Linked DNA regions of Homo sapiens: region 2 is linked to region 1. A link is an interaction called in ENCODE POLR2A ChIA-PET data of the cell type or tissue named here. Cell type or tissue: Panc1. All regions are shown on one strand. Links, peaks and the distances in the headings refer to the core of each region. The heading gives the core; the rest is flanking DNA.

Region 1 (11,689 bases), core at 4,282-8,281:
TTCATATACCATAAAATTCACCCATGCTTTACTATAATATGTTTGTCCTAGTTGTCCTGAAAGTCACTACGAACTATTCTTTTTAGTGATTTTTAAATGGTATTTTTACTCCAATGTATAATACTGTAAACCATGAAATGCCTCTGTAAAACAAGGCACGATAGGTTTCCAGGATATGAAACAGACAACTTTAACTCAAAGCAAATGAGTGCTGAGTAGCCTGTTTTCCTTTCAGCAGAGTAATTGCAGAAATAGGACTGCAAACCTTTTATTAAGCACTTTTATATGAAATTTGAGGTTTCTGTCAAATTAGACATGGAAAATTAAAGCTGCACAAATTACTGATCTGTGCAGTTTTTTTGAGTCCTCTCGTATGTTAGACTTTTTTTTTTTTTTTTTTTTTAAGATAACTGTTTCTCTTAAGTACCAGCACAGGAATGCTATGATTTATACATAATTATTTTTGTTTTCACGTCAGTAGTCTTTTGTTCCCCCCATTGAATTTGGTGATTCCCCCCCGCCCCCCGAGGATTATTTTTTAAATAATGCATTCCCAAGTATTTTGACTTTTGTGAAAGAAAATACTTTTTAAGGTAATTGAATACCTCCATAAATCTTGTATTTCCTTAATAATTTATTTGGCAATGTATTTAAAAACAGTGTTGATATCTTAAAAGCTTTCATTTGAAGGCCCAAAAACAACTGATACATTGTTTTTCATAGCACTTTTTGTAAATATTATGTCCTAAGTGCATAGATTCTTTGAAATACTCCTCTTTCACCCCCTCTGTGGTAAAGAATTATTTTGGCTGCTTTGCCAAAAGTGCTTGTGGCAGTCTAAAGATGATCACTTTATTAGTTAGCTCACTGGGATATGTGCCCATAAATGGAGAGTTTTCTTTCCCGAGCTCAAATAAAGGTAATGGTTCATCTGTGAGATACCTCGGGACTCAAATACTAATTCAGAAGAAAAATTATATTTATTCTCTCCCCTCAGCCTTGATGCATGTTGAAATCTGCGGGGACAAGTTCACTAATATAATAGCTGTCACTTATTGGGAACCATTATTGATCTATTGGTAGCTATTCATCTAAGTGTCTTATATAGGTCAGGTCTTATCTCTGCAAGGAAGGTATTTTTATGATTTTACCAGAAAAGGAAATTGAAGCTCAGAGAAATTAATAGCTAATTTTATATATACTTCATTCAGCATTTTATTTAAGGCCTGTTGTATGTCAGGCACACTACTGGGCACCAGGGATTGAGGAATAAACAAAATAAGATGTAGTCACTGCCCTTAAAGCACTCATGATTTTGTTTCTTGATTGATAGGCAGTAACAATAATAGTGATAATTGCCATCATTTATTATTACTTTCCATTTGCCAAGTGTAGTAGTAAGTACTCTACAAACCCTTGTCTCATTTTAATCCTCATAATTCTAATCCTCACAAAATGTGGAAGTATCCATATTTTATGGATGAGGAGACAGAGGCCCAGAGAGGCTGGACTTGCTCAGGGTCACACAGTTAGTATGTGGCTGAGTTCATACTTGAACATGGATCTTACTCTAGAACTTATACTCTGCTCAGCATTCCTCATTCTGGCGAGAGTTGAAACGAGTAATGATGTGAAAGGGACATCATTGTGAGCTATTATTTTGGCAGAACTTTATGTAACTTTGACTTTGCCAGTAGATTTATTTTTATGGTTAATCTCTTATTCTAGGAGTCATCAGATCGTTTTCATGATTTATGAAAGACATTTTTAATAAGTCTTATTTTTATTACAACAGTAATGTACAGTTCCTCTAGAAATTTAGGAACTATAGTCCCCCAAAAGTACACATAAATGACACTACCTAGAGAAAATTGTTGGGTATAATTTTTCTTTCCAAACTTGAAAACTTGTAGAGAGAGAGTGTGTGTATGTACATATATACAGCCCATATGTGGACTAGCCATATGTGGCGTATTTTATGTACTCTTGAGCATAAACAGGTTATAAAACATTTCATCAATGTACCTTTATATGATTTCTTTTTTGTTGTTGTTGAGACAGAGTCTCACTCTGTCGCCCAGGCCAGAGTGCAGTGGCGCAATCTCTACTCAGTGCAACCTCTGCCTCCCAGGTTCAAGCAACTCTCCTGCCTCAGCCTCCCGAGTAGCTGGGATTACAGGCACATGCCACCACGCCCGGCTAATTTTTGGATTTTTAGTAGAGATGGGGTTTCACCATGTTGGCCAGGCTGGTCTTGAACTCCTGACCTCAAGTGATCCACGTGTTTCCGCCAGCCACCTTTATATGATTTCAAGTAACTGACATAGTTATTTTAATGGCTATATAGTATTTCCTTGTATGAACTTAAGTTTATCTTCAGTTCATTTCCTATTATTTGAATAGGTTGTGTATCTTTTTTCCCCATCACCCTTCCTCCTGCCTCTTTCCTCTATGCTATTATAAACATTGCTTTGAAGGACAGCCTTATACATACATCTGTGTGTCCTTGTTTACTTTGTTAGAGAAATGGAATTGTTAGGGCAAATGGTGTACATTTCAGCAGCTGTTCATAGATATTGTCAAGTTGTCTACAGAAAGCTTTTGTCATTTATACTTCTACTGGCAGAATATGACAGTTCCTATTTACTATTTCCCCATAACTTTTAGAAAACACGTTTTTAAAGTTTTAGATGCAGGCCGGGCGCGGTGGCTCACGCCTGTAATCCCAGCACTTTGGGAGGCCGAGGCGGGTGGATCATGAGGTCAGGAGATCGAGACCATCCTGGCTAACAAGGTGAAACCCCGTCTCTACTAAAAATACAAAAAATTAGCCGGGCGCGGTGGCGGGCGCCTGTAGTCCCAGCTACTCGGGAGGCTGAGGCAGGAGAATGGCGTGAACCCGGGAAGCGGAGCTTGCAGTGAGCCGAGATTGCGCCACTGCAGTCCGCAGTCCGGCCTGGGCGACAGAGCGAGACTCCGTCTCAAAAAAAAAAAAAAAAAAAATAAAAAAATAAAAAAATAAATAAATAAATAAATAAAGTTTTAGATGCCATAAGATAATTACTCATAGAATTACTGGATTACTGGCAACCAAAGAAAAAATGAAAGAACTCTGTATTTCTAAAAGGATATGAAGAAACTCACGAAGCATCGTTACTGTCCTCTTAGGTGCTAAACGTTAATCTGAGTTCTCAATATTAAAAGACAGATGGAGGAAACTTTCAAATAAAGTCACTGATATCATGTTCCTTTGGCTTGTTCTTAGTTGTCGGTTCAGATTAACTCCAGCAATAAAACAGGGAAGTATTTGAGATAAGATTTAGAGATGCTGAGGAGTAAGGTCCTCTTCTACACAAAGAGCCCTGTGAAAGATGATCTGTGGCCATTCTGTTGCTTATCTAAATGCATGTTAGAATTAATATAACTTATTTATTTATTTATTTCATTATTATTTTTTCTAGAGATGGTGTCTCGCTGTGTTGACCAGGCTGGTCTCCTCAAACTCTTGGCCTCAAGTGATCCTCCCACCTGGGCTTCCCAAAGTGCTGGGATTACAGGCATGAGCCACTGCGCCTGACTGTTAAAGCTTTTAGTTCTGGGCCAGGCTCAGTGGCTCACACTTATAATCTCAGCATTTTGAGAGGTTGAGGTGGGAGGATAGCTTGAAGTCAGGAGGCCAGGAGTTCAGGACCAGCCTGGGCAACATAGTGAGAGCCTGTCTCTACAAAATAAAAATTAAAAAATTAGCTGGGTGGTGATGCATGCCTATAGTTGTAGCTACCTGAGAGGCTGAGGCGGAAGGATCACTTGAGTCCATGAGTTAGAGGTTACAGTGAGCTATGATCACACTGCCTTTACTCCAGCCTGGGTGACAAAGCAAGATCCTGTCTCTAAAAAAAAAATTAAAAAACAAAATTTAGTTCTGAAAGTACAAATACGTATAATCCACATATGTTCCTCAAATCACAGTTACATATTGACATCATGGTTTAGATAATCAAGAAAACAAGCAAATTAAACATTGAAACTGTGTTCTTGACTTTAATGTAGGCAAACCTTTTTCTCTGAGCCAAAGATTAGTCAACTGGTCTCAGCTATAATAATGATTTTCAATCATAATATTTGTGAAGGTTTTCTGTATTATAAGTAGGAAGAACTAGTTGTATAGGAAGTTGTAAGTCAGGTAGCTGTGTAAGGTGATCTCTTGGCACTGTTGATACACCAGCTTGTCTCTGTTTTGTTGACCATTCTTAGGAGTATCTTGTTGATATTCAGCCTATTTCTGGTTACAGAGAAATAGCTGATTAATCATAATTTAGTAGCCATATATATATATATGTATATATATATATATATTTTTTTTTTTTAAACAGAGTATGTTGCTCAGGCTGGGGTGCAGTGGCACAATCTTGGCTTACTGCAACCTCCGCCTCCCGGATTCAAGCGATTCTCCTGCCTCAACCTCCCAAGTAGCTGGGATCACATGTGTGTGTCACCATGCCTGGCTTATTTTCATATTTTTATTGGAGATTGGGTTTTACCATGTTCGTCAAGCTGATCTCAAACTCCTGACCTCAGGTGATCCACCTGCCTTGGCCTCTCAAAGTGCTGGGATTATAGACACGAGCCACTGTGCCCGGCATATTATATCACTAGATGTAGAAATTTAATTTATGATGGTTCTATAATAAAGTCTTGGAACATGTAGATAGTTAATTCAGATGTGGGAGGGCTTCTGTGGTCTTGAAACCACCCAGTTTTTTATGTAGTATACCTGATTATTGAACTGTTAGTTTCGTTATGAAGTCTAGATGTTACTTGGTTTTGGTAAGGAACCCTATGTAGAATTTTGAGGACGTCTCCTCTGCCAACCTGAATTGATCAGAATTTTTATAGACCTCCCAAAGGACCTCTGTTTTGGAAATCTTTTGGGGCAAGGCCAGCTTTGATTTGTTTTCTCTGTTACAACAGCATTATTTGGGCTTAAATCTCAGAAGTGTGCCATTCTGCTTTTTTACTGTTTCCTCCCCCTGGTAACTTGAGCTATTATAAACTGTTTACCAAAGAAGCTAGTCATTTTTGTCTCAGTATTCTCTTAAACTGTCCCTTTGAGGTTGTAAAAAAGAGAGTAATAACAATTAGCAGGTCAACCAACAAATAGGACCTTGGTATCTCACATTTCAGAGGATTCTTCCTTAGGTCTCCCTACTTTCTTTCCTGTCTTAGGGATCTGGGATAAACAATTAGCTTGGTAAATCAGTGGTAGGAATTAAATGTTTCTGTGCAGTTTTTCTGGGACATAGGACAATAATAATGGGGAACAAAATAATAAGAGAATGAGTAACAAGACAGTAGTAATAAGAATGCCAGATTAAAAATAGGAAGATGGAAACTCACTGACTGGTAGAAATGTAAAGGATAAATTCTGATGTAAAACATTCTGTAGCTGAGAAAAACTTGTTAGTGAACAGACACTGGATTAGGATTCAATAAATTTGGTTTAGTTTGCTGCCAACAACCTTGGGCAAGTTGCTTAGCCCACTCCACCTCAATTCTCCCATCAAAAATGAAACGGTTAAACTGTATCAGGTTTTTGTTTGGTTCTTTGTTGTGTTTTCCCCAAAAAGTATCCTCAAGTCCTGGAGATCCTTGGAATTACATCAAGGGCCCAAGTGAGATTGGGGAGGGCATGAAAAAGAGAGCAAGTGGTGCTACACAGAGTAGTTCCACTTTCCTCTAGTTTATTTTTGTGTTTCCTGTAATGTTTCCTTCGAAGACACTTCCATGGCCAAAAAATCAGTTTGGAAACATCTGGACTGAAATATGTTGAAAGTGCCTTCTGGTGCCTAGGATTTGGTGTTTATGAATCTCCATCTGTTGGCTGGATGTCTTTGTTCTTGGTATAAGTCTTTCATGGTTAGGGAAATTTTACTGGCTGAATCATGAAGGAACTGTATAATACAATGGGGGATCGTGGTATCTGACTGCTAGGCTGTGCTCTGATGTTAACTGCCCATGAGATAGTTCTCAACTAAGCAATTAGAAATTAAAATACTTTTTAGCTCTCCGGGAGCTTGGGAAATCCTGATAAAAAGATGCAAAGAATCATACTCCTTGCTTATCAAAACCTATTTATGCTAGCTGCCATTTTTTTTTTCGAGCACTTACTTTGTAGCATTTTATCTGTATGTCTCACTTAACCCTGGGGTGGTCTTGTGAAGTAGCTGGAGTTAGCTCTGCCGTAAATGGTAGTTGAGGCTTACTAAGATTGTGTAGCTTGGCTAAACTCCCACAGCCAGAAGTGCAAGAGCTGGGGATTGAAACTAGGATTGTGTTTCTAAAATGTGTGCATTCTTTATTATGTTCACCTGCCTTTCTTAAAGTTACAGGAGTTTTGTAGCTGTGAGACGTTTTTAATAGCACCGCTGTTACTCATGTTTTTCATTAATGAAATCTGGTAATAAAAGTGATTAGCAACGTTCATTGTTCTTAACTGCTTGTTATGCCAAGGACTCTTAATAGTAGGGCAGAAATGATTTGATTATATTGTATATACCATTCCTTATCTGTTAGGTCCTCATAAATAAGGAAAAAATGAGAAATTTGTAAGATTAGAGCAGAATGAAATAAGCTATGTTTTCTTTAATGGTTGGAAATTATTCCTAAAAGAATAATAGATATGAAAAAAATCTAAAATAGGTGATGCTAAATTCTTTAGAGTCAGTGAACATACAGAGATTAGATTGTTTTATGATCAGTGTGGTGCTAACTTTGATGCCCTAAGAATGGATTTACCATGGTGGTACCTAATGCAAGGAAATTGGGCATTTTTTTCTTCACAACATAATTTATTGCTGGACACTGTAAAAATATCAAAACGTGGTGGGCATTAGTGCCACTCACTACAATTTCTAGTTCTCCTTTTTGCATGTGGAATATCACATTTCCCAGCCTATTTCAAGATGGCATGGTCTTGTGACTTGCTGTGTCCCATGGAAATGTGTCGCTTTTGGCTAGAAGCATTTAAAAGCTGATGTGAGGTCGGGCGCAGTGGCTCATGCCTGTAATCCCAGCCCTTTGGGAAGCTGAGGTGGGTGGATCACCTGAGGTCAGGAGTTCGAGATCAGCCTGATCAACATAGTGAAACCTTGTCTTTACTAAAAATACAAAAATTAGCCGGGCGTGGTGGCGCATGTCTGTAATCCCAGCTACTTGGAAGGCTGAGGCAGGAGAATCGCTTGAACCCGGGAGGTGGTTCAAGCGATTCTCAGTGAGCCTAGACCACACCATCGCATGCCATCCTGGGCAACAAGAGCAAAACTCCTCTCAAAAAAAAAAAAAAAAAATCTGACGTGAAATGCTCTCTCTCTTTCCTTGCTTTTGGGACCTGGAAGCACAAGTAGCTATGACAGTACCACATGATGAAATCAGGTTGGAATACTGCCCTGAGGCTTGAAGGATTGCTGCCCCAGAGAGTTGCCTGGAGCCATAGTGATCTTTGAGTGAGTGAGGAGTAAACTTCATTGTGTTAACTTCTGATACCTTCTGGTTGTTGTTACCATAGTATAATCTAGCTTATCCTGACTTTACTACACACATCATCAGAAATCATTAGTGTAAAAGATTTTTAAGGAGAGGGACTGACCAAGATTGAAGCATAATTACCTCAGATGCAGATAAGGTCAATAGCATAGTTAAGGGCAGGTTTTCTCTTTTAGCTGTCACCTGTTTTATGTTTTGTCAGTTTATTCTTCTTTTAGCTCAGTTTTGGTCGTATCACTGCCCCATTTAAAAATAGTAGTTCCTCATTGCCCACCGAATAAAATCTGAGTAAGGCCTGCCACAGTTTGGTTCTGCAACAACACGCTTTAAAAACTGTTCTCTCACTGTGGTGAAGTATTTATTTATCATCATGTGCCTTTGCCCATTCATGCATTTGAGAAACATATATTGATTACTTTGTGTGCCAATGTGGAGGCTAGACCCTAGGGACACACAAAATGTTCCTTCCCATCTGTTCATGTCCAATTCTGCCTTAGCTTTTCAAGCTAAGTCTTGAAGGATGTTTCCTACATAAACCCTGCTTCATTCTCACAGTTGGTTATAAGCTGTCTTTCTGACCTCTCAAGCATTTCTGGCACACTGTTTCCTATCCTGGTTGTAAAGTTGTACTTGTATATCTCATTCCCTTTACTGGGCTAGTGTCACACCTTTGTATCTTTAGTACCTAGCTCCCAGCTTATGGTAGGGGCTCAGTAATCTTTACTGAATGAATGGCTGTTAGATTGTGGCTGTGTTGAAAAGCCAATGATTAATTTGCCTTTGTTTGACAAATTGTTACTATCTTTAAAGTTATTTTGCCTTCGTTGCTTGCACTTACCTCCTTCTAGCTATTATCATTGTGTGTGTTCATTCTTAGTACTCAGTAGGGCCTTATGTAGCAGTGGTTGTGTTTTTTTCTTTTTTTATAAGCTATCTGGAATGCTGTATCCTAGCACATTCTGGTGAGCTTTCCTTACCATTGTTTAAAGTCTGTTTTGTGTTTTAAAGATCCATTGTGAAGTTTCTTAATGTGACTTCTAAGTCTAGAGCTTATGAATAGATGAGTCATGTGTTTTAATCGATTCAGACTTAGTTTTGTCTTGGTGTCTTGTTGTTTCTACTGATGTTTTCCTGAAAGATTTGTGCCTTTGAATCTGTGTTCTGAACTTATACTCTGGTTTCTCTTCGTATGGTGTTAGTCTTTCCCCTTTTACTAAAGAGCTTTGAACTGGGTAGTTTAAAAGACCCAGATTCTAGTTTAGTTTGGCTTCTAGCTCACTTTGTTAACTTTGGTTGTGAAGTTTGTATCCACGAAACAAATGAGTTTGACAAAAATCCATGATTCACATACTGATTTTACTATGGACCGGGTAAGTTATTTGAATTCTAATCTTGTGTGGATACAAAAATTGGAGACAAAATTCTGGTAGGGTTGGCAAAGGTTGAAGGAAACTTTATTTATTTATTGAGTGCTTACTATGTGCTAGATGCTGTTTATTTGCCTTATTCACTAACCTGTGAAGATTTTATCTCTGTGTTTTAGTTACAGAAATATGAGATACAAAGAAGCTAGGATACTTATTGAGCTAGTAAGGGCAGGATCCAGAACTTCGGCCAAAGTCAATTTCATTCCAAAGCCAGTGTTCTTTTTGTTGCAGTTTGCAAGCCGTTCCAGACTTCTCTAACGGAGTAGCCTTTAGGACAAATGATAGGTGTTGTATGTGTCTCTTGAAGAAAGTACTCTCTGTTGCATGTCATACTACTGGTAGAATACCTGCCCTCACCCCCCACCCTCTTTTTTTTGAGACAGAGTCTTGCCCCATCGCCAAGGCTGTTAGAGTACACTGGTGATCACAGCTCACCACAACCTTGAACTCCTGGGCTCAAGCAGACCTGCTGCTTCAGCTTCTTGAGTAGCTGCATCTACAGGCATGTGCCACCATGCCCAACTAACTTTGTAATTTTTATTTTGTAGAGACAGGGTCTCACTATGTTGCCCAGGCTGGTTTCAAACTCCTGGCCTCAAGCGATCCTCCTGCCTTGGCGTCCCAAAGTGCTGGGATTATAGGTGTAAGCCACTGAGCCAGACCAAAATGCTCTTAAGATACAAAAACTAGAGTGGATAAATAAACTATTTCTCTGGATCTTTGATTAAGACTGCACACCCCACGGTAGTGCAGTTATTTCCATTGTGCCTGTAAGTGTGCTTTACCATCCTGAGTGAAGAGTGAAGGGACCATGATTAAAATTCCCATGACATTGTATGGTTTTATGATTGTGGTTTCAAGTCTTGCTCTCTCTCAACTAATTTTTGTGACCTTAGACTAGAAAATAGTTTTTTTTTTTGTTTTTTTTTTGGAGCTGCAGTTCCACTGTGTGTAAGATGGGAAAAACAGTACCTATTTTATATACCATATTGCTCGTTGCTGGACACATATGTGTCCAGCAAGCATTTATTTTTTGTCTGTGGTTGTACCTATAATTGGGGAGAATTTTTTTTCTTTAAGTGTAGATCAATTATGGTATAGGACATTGGAAGGTAGAAGAAGAGGTACTATATACAGCAGTTACTGACCTTTCCAGTCTGAATTCCTATTTAGAAATAAACTACTTATGTTATTTGTGTTACTGTTTTAGGAGACATGAATTGGCTAATAAGTTGTTTGCAGTGTTGTTTCTTTGCTAATTTTTGTAAATGTAATTAGATTTCATAACATTTTGTGTTAGGAGAACATAGACACTTTGAGAGAAAAATGCATAATAAAAGCTAATTTGATGGTTTCTAGGGGTAGTTCTATTTTGAAATTCCTTTCAGCAGACAATATGAGACAGCATATTATGGGCTAGGCCCTGAAAGAACCAAGGGAGAGTAAAGCACAGTCCTAGGCCACAAAGAGTATGTCTCTGGAGGATAAGATCTCTGGATTTTTTGTCCTACTTACAAAACAGAAATAATATATTTTATGCTAGTTACAAGTAGTATAAGCTCATTGAAGAAATATTTAAGCAGAAGGAATGTGCACCAGCCACTAGGAATGCAAAGATAATTGGGGTATAGTGAGAGATATGGAAATTTGTTGTGTAACAATGTTAGAGTACCAACTTTGTGGTATACAGGCTTCTAAGGAACACAGATGAGGGATGAGGGATGGGACGGGTGTGCTGGGTCTTTTTTTTTTTTTTTGGGACGGAGTCTTGCTCTGTCACCCAGGCTGGAATGCAGTGGTGCGATCTGGGCTCACTGCAACCTCCGCCTCCTGGGTTCAAGAGATTCTCCTGTTTCAGCTTCCCGAGTGGCTGAGACTACAGGCATGCGCTGCCATGCCTGGCTAATTTTTTTAAAATTTTTTTTATTTTTAGTAGAGACAGGGTTTCACCATGTTGGCCAGGCTGTTCTTCAACTCCTGACCTCAGGTGATCTGTCTGCCTTGGCCTCCCAAAGTGCTGGGATTATAGGCATGAGCCATCGTGCCCGGCCTGTGCTGGGTCTTAAAGCATGAGTAGGAATTTGCCAGGCCTGGGTTGAGGAGAGAAAGAATGGAATGATGGTTCTGCTGTGATACACTGTGTGCAAAGAAACAGACGTCAAAGAGCTTGGTGTGTTTGAACTCAGTGAGCAGTGAGGTGTAGAATTATTTCGTGTGGATAGGGTGTGGTCACCGAATTAGGTTAGAAAGTCAAAATGGGGTGGGTGGAAGCGTCTTTTAGTTTGTCCTCTTGAAGCAAAAGGGAGGATAGTCTGGTTTTGTTTTGGATACCTCATTCTGTGAGCAGTAGAGGATAGTGGCTTGGCAGAGGGAGAAGGGAGCATTGCCTCTCAGACAAGTTAGAGGAGGCCATTACCATAGTTTTGGACAGATTGTGAGGGCTTGAATGCAGTGAGGTTGGAAGGGAGCCAGCAGATCTAATGGACATTTTGAAAGTTGAATGGATGAAACTTGTTGAGTAGATGGTGGGAATTAGGAGGTGGTAGTTGTCCAGAATAACTGGGAATTTCTAGCACAGGCTGCTGGGTGAATGAGAGTGCACTGAGGGGCATGATTCATTCTGGCATGGGAGAGGAGTTGGCTTCCTGGAAGTGGTAATGTTTACATTTGGCTTAGATTACCTCATTCAAAGTGGTTCTTGATTTTGCCCACAATCTATT
Region 2 (11,689 bases), core at 5,184-9,183, 120 kb after region 1:
TATTCACTCCAAAATCATGTGTTGTGTTTAGTTGGCAAATCTTTTTAGTCTTCTTTACTCTGGAACAGGACCTCAATCTTTGTCTTTTGTTAATGACATTTTCTGAAGAGTTACAGACCATTTTTTTACATAGATGCCCCTTCAATTCAAGTTTGTCTGATGTTTTCTCATGACTAGATTGAAGTTATGCATTTTTGTTAGGAACACTGTAAGTGATGCTGTGTCCTTAGTGCATGCTATGTGAAATGTGATGTTAGCTTATTTCTCTATGGTTATTTTTCCTTTTTTTTTTAAATCATTTGATTCAGGTGTTATCTGCCAAAGTTCTGCTTTCCCCTTTGTTATTTATAAGCCTTAAGTGAGCATTTCTCCAACATCTTTGTTGTGTTTTTAACAACTTCTTTAACATTTTAAACATCTTTTCTGTTGTCCAATTTTTAACAACAAAGATGTTAAAAATCAGAAAACTCAGAAAAGCACATGGTGTATTAAAATTCCACCTAGGAATAACTGCCATTAAAGTTTTGGTGTCTCCCTTTCTGTCTCTTCAGATGCAACTTACTAGTCTAGACAAAGCAGGTTTCTCAGTGAATAAAACATGCTCTAATGGGGTGTACATCCTGGCACATTATAATAGTAGTCATTTATTGAATATTATGTGCCAGGCACTTGATATAGGTGCTTTCCTTTTATCAATCACTTAATTCTTCAAAACGACCTTATGAGATAAGGTTGATGATTCTTGTCCTCCATTATGGCATAAGGAAGTTAAACAACATACCCCAAGTTAAACAGATGTAAAGTGATATACCATACTGTGATAAAGACACAGGCAGGTTGGTGTCAGAGATCATCTTCTTAATCACGGTGATACACTAACAAGTTATAAACTAACAAGTTAACTTAAAGTGGTGATAATACTGAACTGCTGTGAGGAGAACTATGATGACACTGTTACCTATAACCTGTGATGGTTTGTACTTGACTAGGGTTTTGTCTTATAGCAAGACCTCCATTCTTTCCGTAAGTGGTGATGTCTCTTAAATGGGCCTGCCACGGCCTTCCTTGGTCCTCCCTGTGGAAATTCTCCCCTTTTCCCCTCTCCTTCCCTTCTGCTGACCTGTTCTCAGTGGTGTGCTGGTTAAAAAGAAAAAAAGAAAGCCCTCATTTATATCATTTGCCAATTTCAGTGGTGTAAATACTCCCATAATGGTTGATTTCAGGTATCCACACCACATTACGAATACAGATTTGACAAGAGATGTGAGTTGTGAAGACACGCAGCAGGACACCATTATGTGGAATTTCTGCTGTCTGGATACAATAGATACAAACTTTCAGGGCATGGAGAATAGTATGTTGTGGTAAATAATTAGAAAGTGATAAGTTTTGAGTATTTATGACATTTGTTTTTAATGCAGTTTACTTAGTTATAAGCCTATATCATGTAATTTTTAATAATGGCTGAGTTTAACAGCTGTCTTGCAGAATTCCTGAAAATTTAACAATGAGCACTCATGAGCCTACACAAGCCAGCTCCAGTATACCACTGTGATTTCTTTGCTGCTGACTGGGCCCACCTTTGAAAATCTATGGCTGACACTTCCTTACTATCTAAGATGACATCAGTGCCATCCTGTCTTTCACTCTTCCTCCTACAGGGCTTTCTATCTCATTCTCCTAATCCATATCTACTACCTTCCCTGTTCAAAGCCCATTTCTTTCCATTCATCCCTGCACTGTAATTTGACTCTTCCCATCCCCCAAATACGTTTCCCTTTCCCATCACACTTTTTTTTTTCCCCCCATCAAGTTACTTTTCCCAGTTAAAGGAAAGCCTCAGACCACTAGTATCTTGGGACATGGAGAGTCTCCCAGCAAGATGTTGGGTCTTATGAAGTGAGGAAATCTTTGGTCTAGAAAAGGAAAATACGTTCTTAGAATTCCAGGGTTGAAATCTAGGTGAAAAGATTTTTTTAAACTTAATATATAAAGGAAGTTACAGTGCCATTATTATAGTATGTAGCTACTCTAAGAATTACTTCAGGATGGGGAAAAGTGAGACCATGGCTACCATTTAAAACCCCATTTTAAAGTAACTGTTTTATAAAAACCTGTTTTTATTTGCAAATAAGTGATTTGATAGGTGATATTTTAGAACACAGTTTATTTATATGGGGGTGGGGGGAGCTAACCTATATTTACAGAATAAGGCCTAGTATAGAGGTCTTTTCCATTAGTTTTTGTGTCATCTGTCAGCAAAACTAATTAGGACCCTGAAAAAATTGTCAGTTGCAGGGATACATTTCTCACTAATGAAGAAACATGGAAAATATCTGTGTAAGGGGATCACGCTGTTTCTTAAGTTCAGATTATTGGAAGAGGGTGGTGATGTAGGTGTGTACTCTTCCTGAGGTTGGGTCAAACTAAAATGATAATTGAGAATGTCTTGAATATTGCCCTTGTTAATAAGTTGATCTATTTTATTTTATTTAGAAACATGGCAGACTTGTTCACTGTGTAGCCAGACTGATGTGTCTATTTATTCTTGTAGGCTGGTCTTTCCCAGGCACAGCAGAATAATTTATTAATACCAGGGTATTCTTTAAGGATGGTAGGATTAAAGCATCATGACAAAAATTGTTACCTAGATCTGTTTTTCCTTGTTATTTTTTCATCACCATTCTACTCATTTAATCTTTAAAAGCCATCTCAAGTAATAGTAGGTACCTGGTTCTACTGGAGTAAAATGGGAGTTAGTGGCTGAAATGCAGTTTGTTATTTGCTGTCAGTGACTTTATCAGTGTGCAGAGAATACTCCTTCAAGGAAAACAGGTAATTTTAATTCCAGGTGCCTTCGGAATCTAAATTTCAAGAGGCTTTGAAATGAATGGAGCTTCTGTGTTCTCTTCTCTTGAATATTTTGGGCATAAGGTAGTGTGACTTAATATTAAAAACAAACAAACAAACAAAACAACAAAAAAACTACAGACCAGGTGCAGTGGCTCATGCCTGTAATCTCAACATTTTTGGCAGGCCAAGGCTGGAGGATTGCTTGAGTTCAGGAGTTTGAGACCATCCTGGGCAACATAGGGATACCTGATCTCTACAAAAATTTAAAAAGCCAGAAGTGGTGGCGCATGCCTGTTGTCCCAGCTACTTGGGAGGCAGCAGGGGGAGGATCACTTGAGTCCTGGAACTGCAGGCTGTGGTGAGCCCTGATTGTGCCACTGCACTCCAGCCTGGGAAACTAAGTGAGAACCTGTCTCAAACAACAACAAAAACCCAATTAAAGGTATGAAAGCAATTTAAAACTTACTTGTAAAAAGAGGTTCATATTGAAAGCATTGCTAAAAGGATTTCATCTGCCTATAATTAGCCACCTCCTCTGTCCCCAAAGGAAGGCCCAGACTTCACTAGTATCTTGGGGCACAGAGAGTCTCCCAGCAAGATGTTGGGTCTCATATGAGGACAAAATTCTTGATCTGGAAAAGGAAGATATATTCTTAGAATACCAGGTTAGAAATCAAAGTGAATTTTTTTTTTTTCCTGTAAAAGTCCAGATAGTAAATAATTTAGGCTGTGGGCTAAGTTCTCACGTAATCATTACCTTTTATGGCCCATTGTAGTGCAAAACTAGCCATGGATGATGGGTAAATGAATGGGTTGGGTTCAATTAAACCTTTATTTATTGACAGTGAAATTTGAATTTCATGTAATTTTCACATTAAAAGGATTAAAAGGCCTTCTTTCTTCCCTAACCCTAACCCCCACACCCGCCCCCACAAAATGTAAAACAGGGGATGGTGGGAGGCTGGAATTGACTTGTGGGTCATAGTTTGTCAACCTAGTCATAGTTTGTCAACCTGTGCTGCAAAGGATGGAACTTTTTATTTGTACTTTTTTCAGGCTGTGAGGATATTTCAGTACCTTGAGAAATGGACTCTTCTCATACACGCTGCAAAAACATCTTTTTAACTGGTTGCATCATGCCAAAGAAGATTACACATTTTACCAGGCTAAGCTTTTCAAAAATGTTTCCAAGAGAGAGTCTTATAAACAAGACAGAAGTCTAATTCTGAGTAGTAACTGAAGTCAGTGATAATTCTGTTTTACCAGCCGTGATATTCCTTGGATTAGGATACTGTTGAATGCTCCACTGTGGTAGTCGTAGTAGTCATGGACCCACTGGAGCATTGTTTGTTAATAGACCTGGTTCCTAGGTTTGACTTGATGATTTTTGCTTTTTAGTGTTTAGTAAAAAACTACCTTCTGCTCAGTTATGCTGCTGGGCTTAGTAAATTGTGACCACAGGGTGGTATGTTTCTCTTGTTGGCTTTAATTGTTGCTAAAATCGAAAGGAAAAATATTCTGTACATAATGAGAATTTACTCCCCTAATTATGATGCTAAAATGGCCCAGCCTTCTCTAGATTGATTTTTCTATAGTGCATTATTAAGATTTATATAGTATTAAATCTCAGTGCTTTAAACCTTGATGCTTTGTAATCTTTTGTTATGGTTACAACAGGAATTATATAGTTCGTAATTGGGAGAATGCTAATAATTAGGACTGTATTTCATAGAATATATTTAGCCACTGGCCTTGATTTAAAAAAAAAATCAATATATAAAAACTACTAAAGAGTATTTGCGGCTGGGTACGGTGGCTTACTCCTGTAATCCTAGCACTTTGGGAGGCTGAGACGGGTGGATCATCTGAGGTCAGGATTCGAGACCAACCTGGCCAACACGGCGAAACCTTGTCTCTACTAAAAATACAAAAAAATTTAGCTGGGCGTGGTGGTGGGTGCCTGTAATCCCAGCTACTCAGGAGGCTGAGACATGAGGATCGCTTGAACCTAGGAGTTGGAGGTTGCAGTGAGCTGAGATCACGCCACTGCACTCCAGCCTGGGCAACAAGAGGGAAACTCCGTCTCAAAAAAAAAAAAAAAAAAAAAAAAGCAACTGAAAGACAAAGATGTCTTACCTTCTAGTAGTTGCAAAGTCATAGACAAAGTTATTGGCTCAAGATTTTTGTCTGATTTTATGGGATTAATGTAGGGGTGGATAAAGAAGAGTAGGAATGTCAGATGGTCAGGAAATACAAATTATTAGAAAAGCAGCCTCCTATTGAAATAGGTTAAAAATATTATAGACCGAGAGTTGAACATGTTCCAGGAGCTTTCCTATACAGTCATGTGTTGTTTAAACTATGGGGATACGTTCTGAGAAATGTGGTATTAGGTGATTTTGTTTGTTGTGCAAACATCATAGCATATACTTAACACAAACTTGGATGTTGTAGCCTGCTGTGCACTTAAGCTGGAGCCCAAGCTCGTCTTCTTTGCACTCTACCCTTTCCAGGCAAGCCTGTTGCTGGAGAATGTATGGACTTGGTAATGATTTATGGGATATAGAATTTAGAGAATTATTGTCAACTGGAACACAGGAGTTAAGGAGCATTCTGAGTATAAGGATGTGATCATTTATTATACCCCCTCCATCCTCTCTGCCTTATTTTTGGATTTTCTTCTATGTCTCCCCCTGCCCCTCCCCTTTTTAACCCATTCATCAAGTAAAGTTTTCCTTCATCTTGTTGATTAACTTACTTGTCTAATGACCTCCACTAAAATGTAAGTTTAAAGAAGAGAGAGCGATCTTATTTTCAGGTTCATTCTGTATTGTGAATGCCTAGATGATTGCCTGGTGTATAAGTGCTCAATCTTTATACTTGTTTCAGCTTACCAGAATGGGGGCATGGTTTAGATGATAAATTTGATTTTCCCTTAAATATGATGTTTGATAAAGATAGGCTGCGAAGAGGAACCTTACTAATGTAAACTTGCTATATTGTTTCCTTTCCTAGGGTGATTGTGTTGTTACAGTGCTGCTTGCTGAAGAGGACAAAGCTGAAGATGATGTAGTGTTTTACTTGGTATTTTTGGGTTCCACCCTCCGTCACTGTACAAGTACTCGGAAGGTCAGTTCTGATACATTGGAGACCATTGCTCCTGGTAAGTATTTGAATGGGATCCTTACTAGCTTTTCCTAGTTCTTAAACCCTTTTATTCGATGTTTATGAGTATAGAGTGACAGGAAGAGTGAAGTGTAGACAGTATAAAAAAATTTATTAGTTTATAAAGCAGTTTGAATATCTGGTCCTGCTGGTATTGGAACAGATTGCCAGTTTTTTATTGCTGTGCCATTTTATGTATATTACTGTTATGTCGGCCACCTACCAAATTCTGTAAATTATAACTTATTTAAGAACTGGGATTATGACAGTTGAAAGCTGTATTTATCCTCCTACTTGGCAAAAATGATGTTGAAAATTCAAGGATTTAAAGATTCTAGAGAGTCTCTAGGTATATTATTGCCAAATTTTTATGGACAGGGAATAAAAGAAGGTAGTCAGCATAGATACCGATTTCTTTTCTGAAGAGTATTAGATATCCTTCCTTGTAACCCACAGCTCCAGTCATCTTGTTTCCTGTGATGTATATCATATCAGAAAGGCTTTTCTGGAACTTGAGGTCTGCTCTCTAGCAGGTACCATCCAGTATCACCATTGCTGAACATTTATTATGTGTTGGTGATGGGGAGAAACAGCTTCTTAACCTAGGTATAATCGATCAGTCCGTGACTCAGTTCTCATTAGGAAAGGAATTGAGGTAATTTTTATAAACATAATACTTCCTATAATAGGAACACTTTAGGGTTAAAGTTCGAGGGCTGTGTGTTTATATACCTGTGTGTGCATATATATCTAGAAAGGGCATATAAGTAGATACAAGGAGACTGCAAGCAGATATAAGGGAAAAGGCAAATACAAAAAGCATGGCCTGTGTCCTAACTGTGATCCTCAGTCACAAATCCCAACAAAGTCTGTTCTATTGGTGGAGAGGGATGTACCTGGAAGCCCTTATGCCTTTACTGGTAAGGTCCTTAAATTAGGATGGGCAGCAGGCAATTACTTTCTCAGAGTCACTGAACTTGTATGACAGCCTGGAGCTCTAAGTTTGTACCAGATCCTTGTACATTGTCCTCAGCCTCCCTTTCTGAGCTCTAGTTCACATTTCTTCCCTTGACTTTGATTCTAGTACCACTTTATATATGTCTATGTAAGTACCCTTGCCCTGCCTACCCAAGCCAAGCAGAATGGGTATTAGACTCTGCTCCTTTCCTCTAATTTGGTCCGAATCCTCAGAAATCATTCCTGACCCCTTTGCTTTGGCCCTGTAGTCCTACCTAGTACCTGGCTTTTCTTCTGTTTTCTGCTAATCATCTCTCCTCTTAGCCACATTTCAGTATTTTTCCATCATGCTTATGAGGTCAGATACCAGCCACCCCCCCCACCCCCACCCACACCCCCTCCCCCCGTCGCCCCCATCCCATTGGCCTGAATGTTCTGCTTCCCACCTGAATTTAGTCAGGCAGCTGATATGAGGTGCCTCATCACAGCAGAGGTAACAGAAGGATTAGAGTCCTTGAAAGACCTTTTTTTACTTCTGGAAGGCCAAATGCAGAGTAAGGCAACACTTTAACGTGTGAGCCTTTGATATGTGTGCAAGGGTACCAGTGAGATCCTTAGTTGGTATAGTAGAAACTCTGTTAACTAAGCAAAGGAGATTCCTGACCGGACCCTATTGCTCTGCTTATCACATATGAGATTTTTCTGATTACTTGTCTTTTTCAGCTACTGTCATTTGGCTTAGTTTGGTAATTTATTGTGGAGGGGTAGAGATAGAGGCATTTTGGGGGTTAACTTGTTTTGCATTTCTTGTTTATAACATGGGGTAAATTCTTTAGCCTGGACCTAAACTTCTTTAAATCTGCCTTTGTGGACTTAGACTTGTGTGTTCCCTTCCTTCAGGCCCTTACTCAGTATCACCTCCTCAGTGAGGCCTTTCGGTCCAGCTCATAAAAATACACAGCTGCCTCCTCTCCACATTCCCTATCCCCCTTTCCTGCTTTATGTTTCTCCATTGCACTTTTCAACTTCTCACATATATTTTACTTATTTATCTTATTTATTTTCTATCTGCCCCAACTAAAGTGTCAGCTTTATGAGGACAAGGATCTTTGTTTGGTTTCTTCACTGGTATCTGCTAAGAAGGCTGTTCTAGGAAACTGTCACTTGATAGAACAACATTTCACACATCCAGCTTCCCAGAAGCTGCTCTTCTAGAAAGATGTGTATGTATGTGAATACACCCACACTCGCACTCACACGTAACCCCCCTCCCCGCCCCCCTTTTTTTGTTTTTTAATAAATTCAAAAGAGTCTCTGGCTTCTTGAGTTGCATTTTTAGCTTGGAGAAGGAATACGATGATTTTTGTGTACCAGTTAGCTGCATTGATAGCCTCAGATTTCCTGTTTGCTGAGGGCAGTGTTAGATTAGTCAAGAATCTGCATGGAAAGTCCAGTCTTCGTGGAAAGTCCATGCAGTGCACTGTGCATCCCAGTTCCTGGATAAATGTGCATGGTCTGTTTGTTGCAGCAGCTACTGCCTGCAGGGATGTCTCTGCACTCTTTGTGCTTACGTGTGGGACTAGCTCTGCAATTTCTAGTCATTTTGGCTAAGAGAAGAAAAAGAGCTTTGTGTCTTGTTCTTGTCCCCCACCCCCCACCCCAAGAAGGAGTCTTGCTCTGTTGCCCAGGCTGGAATGCAATGGCACGATCTTGGCTCACTGCAACCTCCATCTCCTGGGTTCAAGCAGTTCTCCTGCCTCAGCCTCCTGAGCAGCTGGGATTACAGGCGTACCACCACACTTGGCTAAATTTTGTATTTTTAGTAGAGATGGGGTTTCACCATGTTGGCCAGGCTGGTCTTGAACTCCTGACCTCGTGATCTGCCCACCTCGGCCTCCCAAAGTGCTGGGATTACAGACGTGAGCCACCGTGCCCAGCCTCTTCTTGCTTTTATTATTATTTTTTTATTTTTCATGTTTCATCCAGATTGCTGGCTCTGATTTTTCTTTGAGTTCTCTGTATGTTTCACTGTGTGTTTTGTAACATTTTAGTTTTTCCTAAAACCAAAGGATTGATTAACCTTCAAAAGGCAGCACTTTTTGATGTTAGTCTGTAACCTTTTATCAAATCAATATTTCCCTAAATAGAGTTGACACACAGACATTCTAAATTATCTCCTAATAAATTGTTTTGACTTCGGATATTGAAATTGCAGGCCCATCTCCCCACCCATCTCAGTTTTCTCTCTTTTTTTTGCGTGTTTTGTAATAAGTCCTACAATGAAGTGTGTGTGTGTCTGTCTGTCTGTCCCTCCCTCCTGCCCCCTCTTTCCCCATTCCCCTGTGTGTGTGTGTGTGTGTGTGTGTGTCTGTGTGTAATTACAAAGAAGTTGTAAAGGCCTTTTAAAGTAGTTATGATGTGATTTCCCCTCCTTTTTAAAAATAAAGTATTTTAAGCGTAAGTAGTAACATCTTAGAGGGCAGGTACGTGGAGACTTTGACTTTCTATTTTATCTATCTTTAAATTTTTTTTTTTTTTTTTTGAGATGGAGTCTCGCTCTGTGGTCCAGGCTGGAGTGCAGTGGCGCGATCTCGGCTCACTGCAAGCTCCGCCTCTTGGGTTCACGCCATCCTCCTGCCTCAGCCTCCGAGTAGCTGGGACTACAGGTGCCCACCACCACACCTGGCTAATTTTTTTGTATTTTTAGTAGAGACAGGGTTTCACCGTGTTAGCCAGGATGGTCTCGATCTCCTGACCTCGTGATCCACCTGCCTTGGCCTCCCAAAGTGCTGGGATTACAGTTGTGAGCCACCGTGCCCAGCCTGAATTGTTTAAATGTTTACAGTGAGCATGTTATTTTTATGATACATAGTAATTTTTGATGAAAACATTCTGAAGGCTGAAAAGAATGTCCTGTCTTTTGAAAATAAATCCATCTTTGTGCTGATTAACACTGGAGGCTAACCAAAGCGTTATAATAAAATATTACATTTAAAACACCTATGAAAGTGGCTAGTTCAAGAATATAATTTGCCTTGAAACATAGCTTGAGATGGAAGTATACTTCTAGTAATGAAAGATCTTGCCTTAGTAATAAATGAAAGTAAAATATTCCATTATTGTCCCTTCATAGAAAACAAATACAACCCTAAATGACATTTTAATTAACTAGTGATTTTCCTCTAAAGCTGAGATTTGTTTTTTTAAGACCTATGTAGGATTGGCAAATAGTGTACAAAATCTGGACATCCTTTGAAGATAATTGTTGGGGTGGGATGGGGGCATAGAGTACTGTTTTATTGTGTTCATTTTTATTAATGAAACTGTGAATTTAGACCAAGCAGTGATTTCATAGTGGAAGATGGAACAGGATGTTTAGTGGGTTTTGTATACTATTTTTGTAAAAGGCTTTGGTGCAGAATCTTTCATAAAATGAAATCTATTTTCAGCATGTCTGTTATTTATTTTTAGAATTCACAGCAAGAGTTCTTGTTTGAAGAACTACAAACCTTTATTGACTCCAAATTTGACTCAGCTCTGTTATATTTTCCTTTTCTTTTTCACTGATAAGGGAGGGTACTTTATAAAGTAGATTTGTCATTAAAAAAGAATAATACATTTACCTGATCAGAAGTTCTTTTGGGTTTAAAGAAAAAAATTGCAGCCCAGATTGCAACAAATGGTCTGAGTTATAATATGTTATGTCTTTCTTTTTCTTTCTCTCTTTTTTTTTGTTTTGTTTTGAGACAGAGTCTCACTCTTTTGTCCAGGCTGAAGTGCAGTGGCACAATCACAGATCATTGCAGGCTTGACTTCCCAGGCTGAAGTTATTCTTATACCTCAGCCTCCCAAGTAGCACTCACCATCGTAAGTGGCACGTGTGTGTGTCCATCATAAGTGGCTGGCACGTGTGTGTGTGTGTAGATGGTGTCTCCCTGTGTTGCCCAAGCTGGTCTCAAACTTCTGGTCTAAGTGATCCTTCTGCCTCCACCTAGCAAAGTGTTGGGATTACAGGCGTGACCCACCATACCTGGCCTCTTTCATTTCTCGTCAACCAAGAATTACTTTCTAGCAGCAGGTGTCCAGTATTACCAAATGGAATAGCATATTTGAAAAGAAGTTGTAGACTTTTAATTTAATGGGCTTCATTAGAGAATTCTGACACCCCCCATCCCCCAGCCTGGCCCTGCCCCTGGCAACGCCTGTCAAGGTAATCAGTTATTTTTATTGGACTTTTTCTAACAGTCTCCCTATTCTGAAATACTCTCAAGCTATCTCTAGACAGATGAGATTTTATATTCTAGAAAACTTAAATTACTGTCCTAATGCTAGTTAGTACATATAGTGGTTATACTGGAAAAACAGAGTGAGAACTAGTTGAAGAGGAAAAAAATCTGTTGTCTACTGTCCTTAGTTGTAATTTTTTTTTTTTTTTTTTGAGAGGGTGTCTCGCTCTGTCGCCCAGGCTGGAGTGCAGTGGCGCGATCTCTGCTCACTGCAAGCTCCGCCTCCTGGGTTCAGGCCATTCTCCTGCCTCAGCCTCCCGAGTTCCCGAGTAGCTGGGACTACAGGCGCCCGCCACCACGCCCGGCTAAGTTTTTGTGTTTTTTAGTAGAGACGGGGTTTCACCGTGTTAGCCAGGATGGTCTTGATCTCCTGACCTCGTGATCCGCCCGCCTTGGCCTCCCACAGTGCTGGGATTACAAGCGTGAGC

What was found. Peaks named below come from ENCODE experiments on the same cell type or tissue, not always from the same donor. Only the 100,000 strongest peaks of a DNase experiment are listed, where the experiment ranks them.
Region 2: POLR2A ChIA-PET joins it to region 1 with 12 read pairs; 3 of 35 experiments call an interaction of 5 or more read pairs at or near these places.

The regions. Positions count from the first base shown.
Region 1 is chr15:85,396,520-85,408,208 of GRCh38, forward strand. All of the region lies in intron 1 of AKAP13 (A-kinase anchoring protein 13), which reads left to right. Among named protein-coding and RNA genes, the nearest start is that of AKAP13, 22 kb to the left of the region's middle. RefSeq lists an enhancer at 4,832-4,931. In Panc1, for the core only: no CTCF peak of the experiment used is centred there; no DNase peak of the experiment used is centred there; H3K4me3 peaks cover 921 bases; H3K27ac peaks cover 3,528 bases.
Region 2 is chr15:85,515,560-85,527,248 of GRCh38, forward strand. AKAP13 (A-kinase anchoring protein 13) reads left to right here. Exons shown (of 37, transcript NM_007200.5): 3 at 5,869-6,016. Among named protein-coding and RNA genes, the nearest start is that of AKAP13, 140 kb to the left of the region's middle. In Panc1, for the core only: no CTCF peak of the experiment used is centred there; no DNase peak of the experiment used is centred there.